Regions from separate parts of the Homo sapiens genome. Here all the other regions are linked to region 3. The links are chromatin contacts, found by Hi-C or POLR2A ChIA-PET in ENCODE. All regions are on one chromosome and are shown on one strand. Each heading gives the region's core, a stretch centred on a gene start or an enhancer-like site at or near the end of the contact. The rest is flanking DNA. Distances are from core to core; before and after follow the strand shown. Region 1 has its middle 13 kb from the start of EIF1AD. Region 2 overlaps CATSPER1 (cation channel sperm associated 1). Region 3 overlaps LTBP3 (latent transforming growth factor beta binding protein 3).

Evidence for each region. A loop is a pair of places that touch in the nucleus more often than their neighbours do. ChIA-PET counts read pairs that join two places held with the same protein, here RNA polymerase II (POLR2A). Pooled maps may share reads with other maps.
Region 1: a loop to region 3 is called in a map of natural killer cell, with 2.8 times the contacts of the local background. The contact joins two enhancer-like sites. A Hi-C loop is called at or near these places in 2 of 168 maps with a recorded cell type or tissue (heart left ventricle and natural killer cell) and 12 of 50 pooled maps. POLR2A ChIA-PET finds 5 or more read pairs at or near these places in 1 of 52 experiments (PC-9).
Region 2: a pooled map shows a loop between it and region 3 (4-fold over the local background). The contact joins two enhancer-like sites. A Hi-C loop is called at or near these places in 1 of 168 maps with a recorded cell type or tissue (PC-9) and 3 of 50 pooled maps. POLR2A ChIA-PET finds 5 or more read pairs at or near these places in 1 of 52 experiments (CD4-positive, alpha-beta T cell).

Annotation. Positions count from the first base shown.
Region 1 is chr11:65,987,723-65,990,734 of GRCh38, reverse strand. No RefSeq gene overlaps it. Among named protein-coding and RNA genes, the nearest start is that of EIF1AD, 13 kb to the left of the region's middle. RefSeq lists an enhancer at 1,304-1,373. Within about 2 kb of position 1,279, at least 3 of the 41 ENCODE cell types and tissues checked have a DNase peak (open chromatin) inside an H3K27ac peak, as active enhancers do.
Region 2 is chr11:66,019,645-66,022,564 of GRCh38, reverse strand. It overlaps CATSPER1 (cation channel sperm associated 1), which reads left to right. Exons shown (of 12, transcript NM_053054.4): 3 at 686-799; 4 at 922-1,069; 5 at 1,380-1,471; 6 at 1,611-1,754; 7 at 1,938-2,001; 8 at 2,176-2,248; 9 at 2,365-2,425. Among named protein-coding and RNA genes, the nearest start is that of CATSPER1, 5.4 kb to the left of the region's middle. Within about 2 kb of position 1,344, at least 7 of the 41 ENCODE cell types and tissues checked have a DNase peak (open chromatin) inside an H3K27ac peak, as active enhancers do.
Region 3 is chr11:65,539,613-65,542,312 of GRCh38, reverse strand. LTBP3 (latent transforming growth factor beta binding protein 3) reads left to right here. Exons shown (of 28, transcript NM_001130144.3): 19 at 585-713; 20 at 1,020-1,187; 21 at 1,359-1,442; 22 at 1,699-1,827; 23 at 1,931-2,068; 24 at 2,160-2,300; 25 at 2,432-2,593; 26 at 2,685-2,700. Among named protein-coding and RNA genes, the nearest start is that of SCYL1, 16 kb to the right of the region's middle. RefSeq lists enhancers at 1,135-1,184, 1,401-1,695 and silencers at 1,435-2,194, 2,245-2,444. Within about 2 kb of position 1,337, at least 37 of the 41 ENCODE cell types and tissues checked have a DNase peak (open chromatin) inside an H3K27ac peak, as active enhancers do.

The DNA.
Region 1 (3,012 bases), core at 30-2,529, 450 kb before region 3:
CCCTTGAGGAGTTTGAGGCCAGCCTGGGTGACATAGTGAGACTCCCTTTCAATAAAAAATTAAAAGTCAAGAATAATTAAATATTTGGTTGGTTATTTTTAATAATGTGAGCAGCTTCAAACCCACCACCATAAAATAAAGGCTAGGACTTTAACAATAACCCAAGTAACATACTCCACCTCCCATCCTACCCTGACCAGCCCATTCTCTGCTGTCCCACCCAAGGCAACCATTGTCCGAATTCCATGTGCACTTTTTTTCTTTTTACATGGTTTGCTTTATTTTTATTTATTTTTATTTATTTATTTATTTACTTACTTACTTACTTTTTGAGATGGAGTCTCGCTCTTGTCGCCCAGGCTGGAGTGCAATTGTACGATCTCAGCCCACTGCAACCTCCGCATCCAGGGTTCAAGCAATTCTCCTGCCTCAGCCTCCCGAGTAGCTGGGATTACAGGCCTGCACCACCACACCCAGCTAATTTTTTTTGTATTTTTAGTAGAGATGGGATTTCACCATGTTGGCCAGGCTGGTCTCGAACTCCTGCCCTCAGGTGATCCACCCGCCTTGGCCTCCCACAGTGCTGGGATGACAGGTGGTGAGCCACCGTGCCCGGCCTGGTGCTTCGTCTTTAGTAGTTGCCCAGTTGTCTCCCAGGAAAGTGACTTGGGCCACAGAACCGTGGGTTTTGTCTTCATTCAAGGCCCAAACATCTCTACTGACCTGTGTCTGAGAAGCACACAGAGAAGTGTGGGCAGTTTCCTCAGTGGGAGCCGCCCTCAGAAAATCACTGATGAAGCAAGAAGTCAGGACACCACGGACACCACCAGCAGTTCATGCTGTGCGTGTGTTTGATCCACTGGTGACATTTGCAAGAGAATCCAAAAGCCCCTGTGGGAGGTGTGGAGGCATGCCGTATGCCTCATCTGGTGACACTGAGGAATGAAGAATTAGCAGTACAGGCTGGGCGCGGTAGCTCACGCTTGTAATCCCAGCACTTTGGGAGGCCAAGGCAGGTGGATCACCTGAGATCAGGAGTTCGAGACCAGCCCGGCCAACTGGTGAAACCCTGTCTCTACTAAAAAAATACAAAAATTAGCTGGGTGTGGTGGTGCACGCCTGTCATCCCAGCTACTTGGGAGGCTGAGATAGGAGAATCGCTTGAACCCAGGAGGGGAGGCAGAGGTTGCAGTGAGCCGAGATGGCGCCACTGTACTCCGGCCTGGGCAAGAGCAAGACTCCAACCAAAAAAAAAAAAAAAAAGAACTAGCAGTGCCCAGGGCTGTACACCAGGTGCCAGTACTGGCAGCAATTCTTCCAGTTATTGTGATAGATTCTCATGACGCTAAAATACCCACTTTGTTATTTAACCCTTGCTAATCCACAATGAGTTGCCAAGTACCAGAATCCTTTGTTACTAACCAGACCAGGCTGTTCATTCTTGAACAGCATTGGGCATCACTTTGTTTTAATAATTCTTGTATGAGAAGAGCACTCTTTTCCTTCTGATAGCAATGTGGCTCCAACTACTGGCTGATGTGAGACGGTACCGGCAGTTCCTGGCTGTGTATTCTGCCAACATTTAGAGAAGCCACCAGCAGAGGTCACCCTAAGCACGTAAAACCAGCAAGTCAGCACCTTGCCTTGGGCTACAGAACCCGAAAGCATCTAACCTAGTTACAGTCTCATAAGGGAACTGCATTCTTGGTCCAATCAAAGGGTCCACATGCCCCAACAGCAGTTAGGATGCTGGTAGACCACTGCGAACACAAGTTCCACTCCCCCAGAGATGGATTCACTCACCAAGGCATGATCAGAAGTGGCCTTCCTCCCCAGCAGCATTTACAAGCTGGAGTACAGTGCTTGGAGGGTGGTGGGGAACTGCCCTGGTTTTTTTGTTTTTTGGGGGACCCAGTTTCACTTTTCTTGCCCAGGCTGGAGTGCACTGGCGCGATCTTGGCTCACCGCAACCTCCGCCTACTGGATTCAAGCGATTCTCCTGCCTCAGCCTCCCAAGTAGCTGGGATTACAGGCACGCACCACCACGCCTGGCTAATTTTGTATTTTTAGTAGAGATGGGGTTTCTCCATGTTGGTCAGGCTGGTCTTGAACTCCCGACCTCAGGCGATCTGCCCGCCTTGGCCTCCCAAAGTTTTGGGATTACAGGCGTGAACCACCGCGCCTGGCCGCCCTGGTCTTTCAGTTAGAAAGCACCCAAATTGAGGTGCAGGAGGACTCACATGGAGGTGTCTGTGGCTGTGTCCCCCAGAAACCCTGCTCTGGACAAGGATGAGGTACCCCTGTAGTTAATGTCTGAGGATTCAGGGAGCCTTGGACCTGGTAGATGGGCAGCAAGGAGGGGCTGGTAAGACCTAAGAACTGCAGCCTCTGGAAGGGTCGTCTCCCCAGGGCCCCTCAGCACATGTATTCAGCTCCCCTTCTAGTGACTGCTGAAGCTTTCAGGCCTTTGGGGGTTTTGCCTCCCTGCGTTCTTCTCTGAAGGCTCCAAGTGCCTTCTTTCATGTGGGTCTCCCATCCGCTTTGTGTCTGCCATAATTTAGCTTTCGACAATGGAGTTCTGTCTTATCGATCCTACTCACGATCTATGGCCACATCTTTCCTTCCTCGCGCCCTCCCTTCCTTCCTTGCTTCGTGATCTCGGCTCACTGGAACCTCTGGCTCCTGGGTTCAAGAGATTCTCCTGCCCCAGCCTCCTGAGTAGCCGGGATTACAGGCACCTGCCACCACGCCTGCCTAATTTTTTGTATTTTTAGTAGAGACGGGGTTTCTCCATGTTGGTCAGGCTGGTCTTGAACTCCTGACCTCAGGTGATCCACCCGCCTCAGCCTCCCAAAGTGCTGGGATTACAGGCGTGAGACACTGCGCCCGGCCCACACATTCCTTTTTTGGGGGGGTGGGCCGCAGGAGACCTGCCCATCTGTCCTGCTTCTTGCTTCTCCCTTTCACTTTGTCCAGGGCTGACAAATCAGCCGTTTCTGAGGAGCCCTCCTG
Region 2 (2,920 bases), core at 95-2,594, 480 kb before region 3:
GAGCCCGAGCTTCGCGGAAGGGCCGGGAGCCCGAGAAGGCCCTGGAGGGGCGAGGATGTAAGGTCGGGGAAGGCTGGGCCCTCCAACGCCGTGGAGCAGGGTGAAGGACAGGAGCTGCCCGGCTCGCTGTCTCAGGCTCCATTCTAAGCACTTCGCTTGTGTTCATGCATTTAACGCTCACAACTCTATCAAGTGGACTTCAATTATCCCCATTTTATTTTATTTTATTTTAGACGGAGTCTGGCTCTGTCACCCAGGCTGGAGTGCAGTGGCGCGATCTCACTGCAACCTCCGCCTCCCGGGTTCAAGTGATTCTCCTGCCTCAGCCTCCCAAGTAGCTGGGACTACAGGTGCCCACCACCATGCCCAGCTAATTTTTGTATTTTTGGTAGAAACAGGGTTTCACCATGTTGGCCAGGCTGGTCTCGAACTCCTGACCTCCAGTGATGCGCCCGCCTCAACCTCCCAATGTGCTGGGATTACAGGTGTGAGCCACTGCTCCTGGACACAATTATCCCCATTTTAAAGACAAGAAAACTGAGACACAGCAGTAGTGAAGTCGCGCAGCTGCTTACGCAGAGCCGGGGAGAGCCTGGGAATCTGGGCTTGTGTGAGGCTAATGCTGAGGAGAGAGAGGGCACTGGGTGCTGGGGACAGCTCTGAGTGCACCCCTGTGTTCCTGCAGAGTGGTACTTCATGGCCTTGGACTCCATATTCTTCTGCATCTACGTGGTGGAAGCCCTGCTCAAGATCATCGCCCTGGGCCTCTCGTACTTCTTTGACTTCTGGAACAATTTGGGTGGGTGCGGCCGGGGCCAGGCTGCGTGTGTTTAGTCTGGGGGAGGCTCGGGACGAGAGAAGGATGGGGAAGGGGGCGCTGGCGTTGGGAGCCCGCCAGGCTCAGGCACCCCGTGCCCTCAGACTTCTTCATTATGGCCATGGCCGTGCTGGACTTCTTGCTGATGCAGACCCACTCCTTCGCCATCTACCACCAAAGCCTCTTCCGGATCCTCAAGGTCTTCAAGAGCCTGCGGGCCCTGAGGGCAATCCGGGTCCTGCGGAGGCTCAGGTCAGTGGCCACGGCTCCCACCTGGGGTGGGGACTCCAAAGGAAGAGGGGACACAGACCAGGGCCCCAAAGAAATCCACTGTGACCTGCTCAAGGGATGGGGGCGCAGGAGGCTGCTGACCCCAGCCTGCTTCTGCCTTCTGTCATGCACTGGAATCAGCCCCTTCATTTTTCCAGAGAGGGGCCAGGACTCACCCAAGTCACCAACAAGTCAGGAGCCTCCTGCCTTCAGCGCCAGCTGTGGCTGCTGGGCAGAGACACACACCCCCGCCCCTCACCGATGACTCAGTCCCCACTCCTTCTGCCCACAGCTTCCTGACCAGCGTCCAGGAAGTGACAGGGACCCTGGGCCAGTCCTTGCCGTCCATCGCAGCCATCCTCATCCTCATGTTTACCTGCCTCTGTATCCTGGTGCTGCAGGGGCTGGGGTGGGGGCCTGAGGGGCTGCGGTGAAAGGGGTGCGGGGAGCAGGGATGGGGCAGGACGAGGGGCGCTGGGGTGGGGATAGCACTGGAGAGCTGAGTTTGGCCCTGAACAGCCAGTCCTCTTCTCCGCGGTCCTCCGGGCACTGTTCCGCAAATCTGACCCCAAGCGCTTCCAGAACATCTTCACCACCATCTTCACCCTCTTCACCTTGCTCACGCTGGATGACTGGTCCCTCATCTACATGGACAGCCGTGCCCAGGGTAGGGCAGGCCCCAGGCTGCAGGGAGGGCCGGGGATTGGCGGGGTGGACCGGCCAGGGCTCAGTGACCCCATCGGCAAAGTGGGGCTTCTGATGCCTGCATGTCCGGGTATGGGAAGGGAGCAGGTCGTGGTTGGGGGTGGCGAGCACAGCCTGACTGTGCCCTCTGGCCTGCTCCCCCTAGGCGCCTGGTACATCATTCCCATCCTCGTAATTTACATCATCATCCAGTACTTCATCTTCCTCAAGTGAGGACTCACCCCTGCTCTGCTGCCCAGCACCACCCACACTTCCTCCTCTCCCCTGGGACCCTTACCCCAGCCCTCTCACCCTGGTCATGCCACGCTGAACCCACAAGAAGTACCGGGTGCCCCTCTCCTCTGGCCTCCTCGCTGAGGGCACACCCCTGTCCCTCTCCCCAGCCTGGTGATTACTGTCCTGGTGGATAGCTTCCAGACGGCGCTGTTCAAAGGCCTTGAGAAAGCGAAGCAGGAGGTACCGAGTGGGGTGGGACAGGTGGACCAGATCAGGAAGCTGGAGGAGTGAGGCCAGGGGCCTCCAGGGTTGAGCAGGCCTGGGACTCTGGCAGATCTGAGGCCTCTTCTTCCCAGAGGGCCGCCCGGATCCAAGAGAAGCTGCTGGAAGACTCACTGACGGAGCTCAGAGCTGCAGGTATGGGCCTGGCCCGCCCTGGCCCCACCTGCCCGTCCGCAGTGGGGGCCAGTCTCTCCATCCCCCTAACCTCCTTCCACAGTCACAGAATTCCAGACTCAGTTTTAGAGTTTTAGAATTTGAGACTCAGGAGGACTTTAGTCCAGAGGACCCTAGAACAATCCTCCCAAAGCCAGTTAAACTGCTTGTCAAGTCTTTTTTTTTTTTTTTTTTTTTTTTTTGAGATGGAGTCTTGTGCTCTGTCGCACAGGCTGGAGTGCGGTGCTGCAATCTCTGCTCACTGCAACCTATGCTTCCCAGGCTCAAGCAATCCTTCCATCTCAGCCTCCTGAGTAGCTGAGACTGCAGGCATGCGCCAGCACACTCGCCTAATGTTGTTGTTTTTTTGTGTGTGTGTGTATTTTTTAGTAGAAATGGGGTTACACCAGGTTGGCCAGGCTGGTTTCAAACTGGAACTCCTGACCTCAGATGATCCTCCCACCTCAGCCTCCCAAA
Region 3 (2,700 bases), core at 88-2,587:
CCCAGCTAGGGGAGGCCAACATGTAAACTGATTCTGACAGTTCAGGGTCCTGGGTGCCAAGAAAGGTATAGACTAATGATTAATTGCAATGGGGAGGTGAATGTTGAACTGGACTGAAACGTAAGTAGGAGTTCCCTAGGCATGGGAAAGGCAAGGCACGAGAAGTCATTCCAGGACCAAAGAGCAGTAATTGCAAAGCATAGAGATCTGGAAGGAGCTAGTTGTGTTTACAGAGGAGGGGAGGGTGCCCTGAGCACAGAGTTGGGGAGTGGAGGGTGGTCTAGAGTAAGGCGTGATGAGACCTAAAGGTATCGGAAGCTCAATTGCATTTGAGGCCTTTCCATTTGGGCTTCTGATACTTTTAGGTTTTGTAAGGTTAGTGGGAGCCACTGAAGGTGTTATGAAGGACAGCAGCTAATGTCCACATGCACATTCAGACACATGCACAGACACAGCAGACTTCCTGCTGTACATACTTTGAAACCAAAGTGGAAATTCAGGTTCTGAACTTGTGTGAGGCCCTTGAGGTGCAGCCCCAGGGAAAGAGGGGCTGGGTTTCCAGCTGCGCTACTCTTGCCCCGCAGACATAGATGAGTGCAGCCAGGACCCGAGCCTGTGCCTTCCCCATGGGGCCTGCAAGAACCTTCAGGGCTCCTATGTGTGTGTCTGCGATGAGGGCTTCACTCCCACCCAGGACCAGCACGGTTGTGAGGGTGAGTGTCCTCCCAGCTCCTCCCTCGGACTGGACAACTCCCCTGAGCTGCAGCTGGGATTCAGAGATGTGTCCTGGCCCCACCCTCCTAAATTTGGGGAACCGGAAGAAATCTCTTTTGGCTGGGGGAGTCTGGTGGGGCCAGACGATGAAGGGTCCAGAACACCACGTTGAGAACAGAGCCAACTCTCAGGAGGAGGCTAAGGGGAGCCAGGGAATGTGGGGGGAAAGACCTGTGGTGGGTGGGCAGGGTGGACAGGGCCAAGGGGGGTCTGTGCACAACCCTGAGCTGCCGTCTGCCCCTCAGAGGTGGAGCAGCCCCACCACAAGAAGGAGTGCTACCTGAACTTCGATGACACAGTGTTCTGCGACAGCGTATTGGCCACCAACGTGACCCAGCAGGAGTGCTGCTGCTCTCTGGGGGCCGGCTGGGGCGACCACTGCGAAATCTACCCCTGCCCAGTCTACAGCTCAGGTCAGGAGCCGGGCAGGCCCCTTCCCAGATCTTCAGTTTCTTCATCTGGAAGCCAAATGTGGGAAATGGCGCCCCCTGGCAGTTGGGAAATAGGCGGCGGGCTGCAGCCCTAAGCCCACGCGCGCGCTCAGTCCTGCCTCTTCCCTCCCCACGGCCGCCCTGCCCCTGCAGCCGAGTTCCACAGCCTCTGCCCAGACGGAAAGGGCTACACCCAGGACAACAACATCGTCAACTACGGCATCCCAGCCCACCGTGGTAAGCGCCCTGCGGCTCCGCCCGCCCCGCGCCCTCTCACCCCGGGTTGGGCTCGCCCGGATCCCGCCGGGACTCGCTGGGTCAGCTGCCCGCGCCGGGTAAGCCCCGCCCGCACCTTCCTCGCAGGCCCCGCCCTGTAGGCCCCGCCCCTCCTGTAGGCCCCGCCCGGGGATGGCTTCGCTCCGGTGGTGCGCCCAGCCCACGCCTCCGGGCTGCAGCTGCGGGACCGGAGCGGCCAGTGTTTGTCACCCCGCAGACATCGACGAGTGCATGTTGTTCGGGTCGGAGATTTGCAAGGAGGGCAAGTGCGTGAACACGCAGCCTGGCTACGAGTGCTACTGCAAGCAGGGCTTCTACTACGACGGGAACCTGCTGGAATGCGTGGGTGAGCTCCGCCCCCCGGCGGCCGTGGGGAAGCGGCAGGGAGACACGCGCCACCGCGCCCATCCCGGGCCTGCCCCTGCTACCCACGCTTTTCCTCCCTGCAGACGTGGACGAGTGCCTGGACGAGTCCAACTGCCGGAACGGAGTGTGTGAGAACACGCGCGGCGGCTACCGCTGTGCCTGCACGCCCCCTGCCGAGTACAGTCCCGCGCAGCGCCAGTGCCTGAGCCCGGAAGAGATGGGTGAGGCCCGGGCCGGGGAGTGGGGTACGCGGGAGGGGCGGGGCCCGGGCCGAGCTGTGACGGCCCCCACCCACCCCCTCGCTGTTCGTAGACGTGGACGAGTGCCAGGACCCGGCAGCCTGCCGCCCTGGCCGCTGCGTCAACCTGCCGGGCTCCTACCGCTGCGAGTGTCGCCCGCCCTGGGTGCCCGGGCCCTCCGGCCGCGATTGCCAGCTCCCCGAGAGCCCGGCCGGTGAGGGCGAGGGTTGGCCTTGGCCGATCCCGGGGCCCTGTCCGTCACGTGGCCCCCGCGCAGGTGGGGTGGGGCGGAGGCGGGCGGTTCCTGCCTTGGGCCCCTCCCCTGATGCCAGGTGTCTTCCGCAGAGCGTGCCCCGGAGCGGCGCGACGTGTGCTGGAGCCAGCGCGGAGAGGACGGCATGTGCGCTGGCCCCCTGGCCGGGCCTGCCCTCACCTTCGACGACTGCTGCTGCCGCCAGGGCCGCGGCTGGGGCGCCCAATGCCGACCGTGCCCGCCGCGCGGCGCGGGTAAGGCAGTCGGGGAGGAGTTGGCCGGGAGCGAGGATGGGGGCCAGGGCCCGGGGACCCGGACGTCGCTGACCAGTTCTGCTCCTCCCAGGGTCCCATTGCCCGAC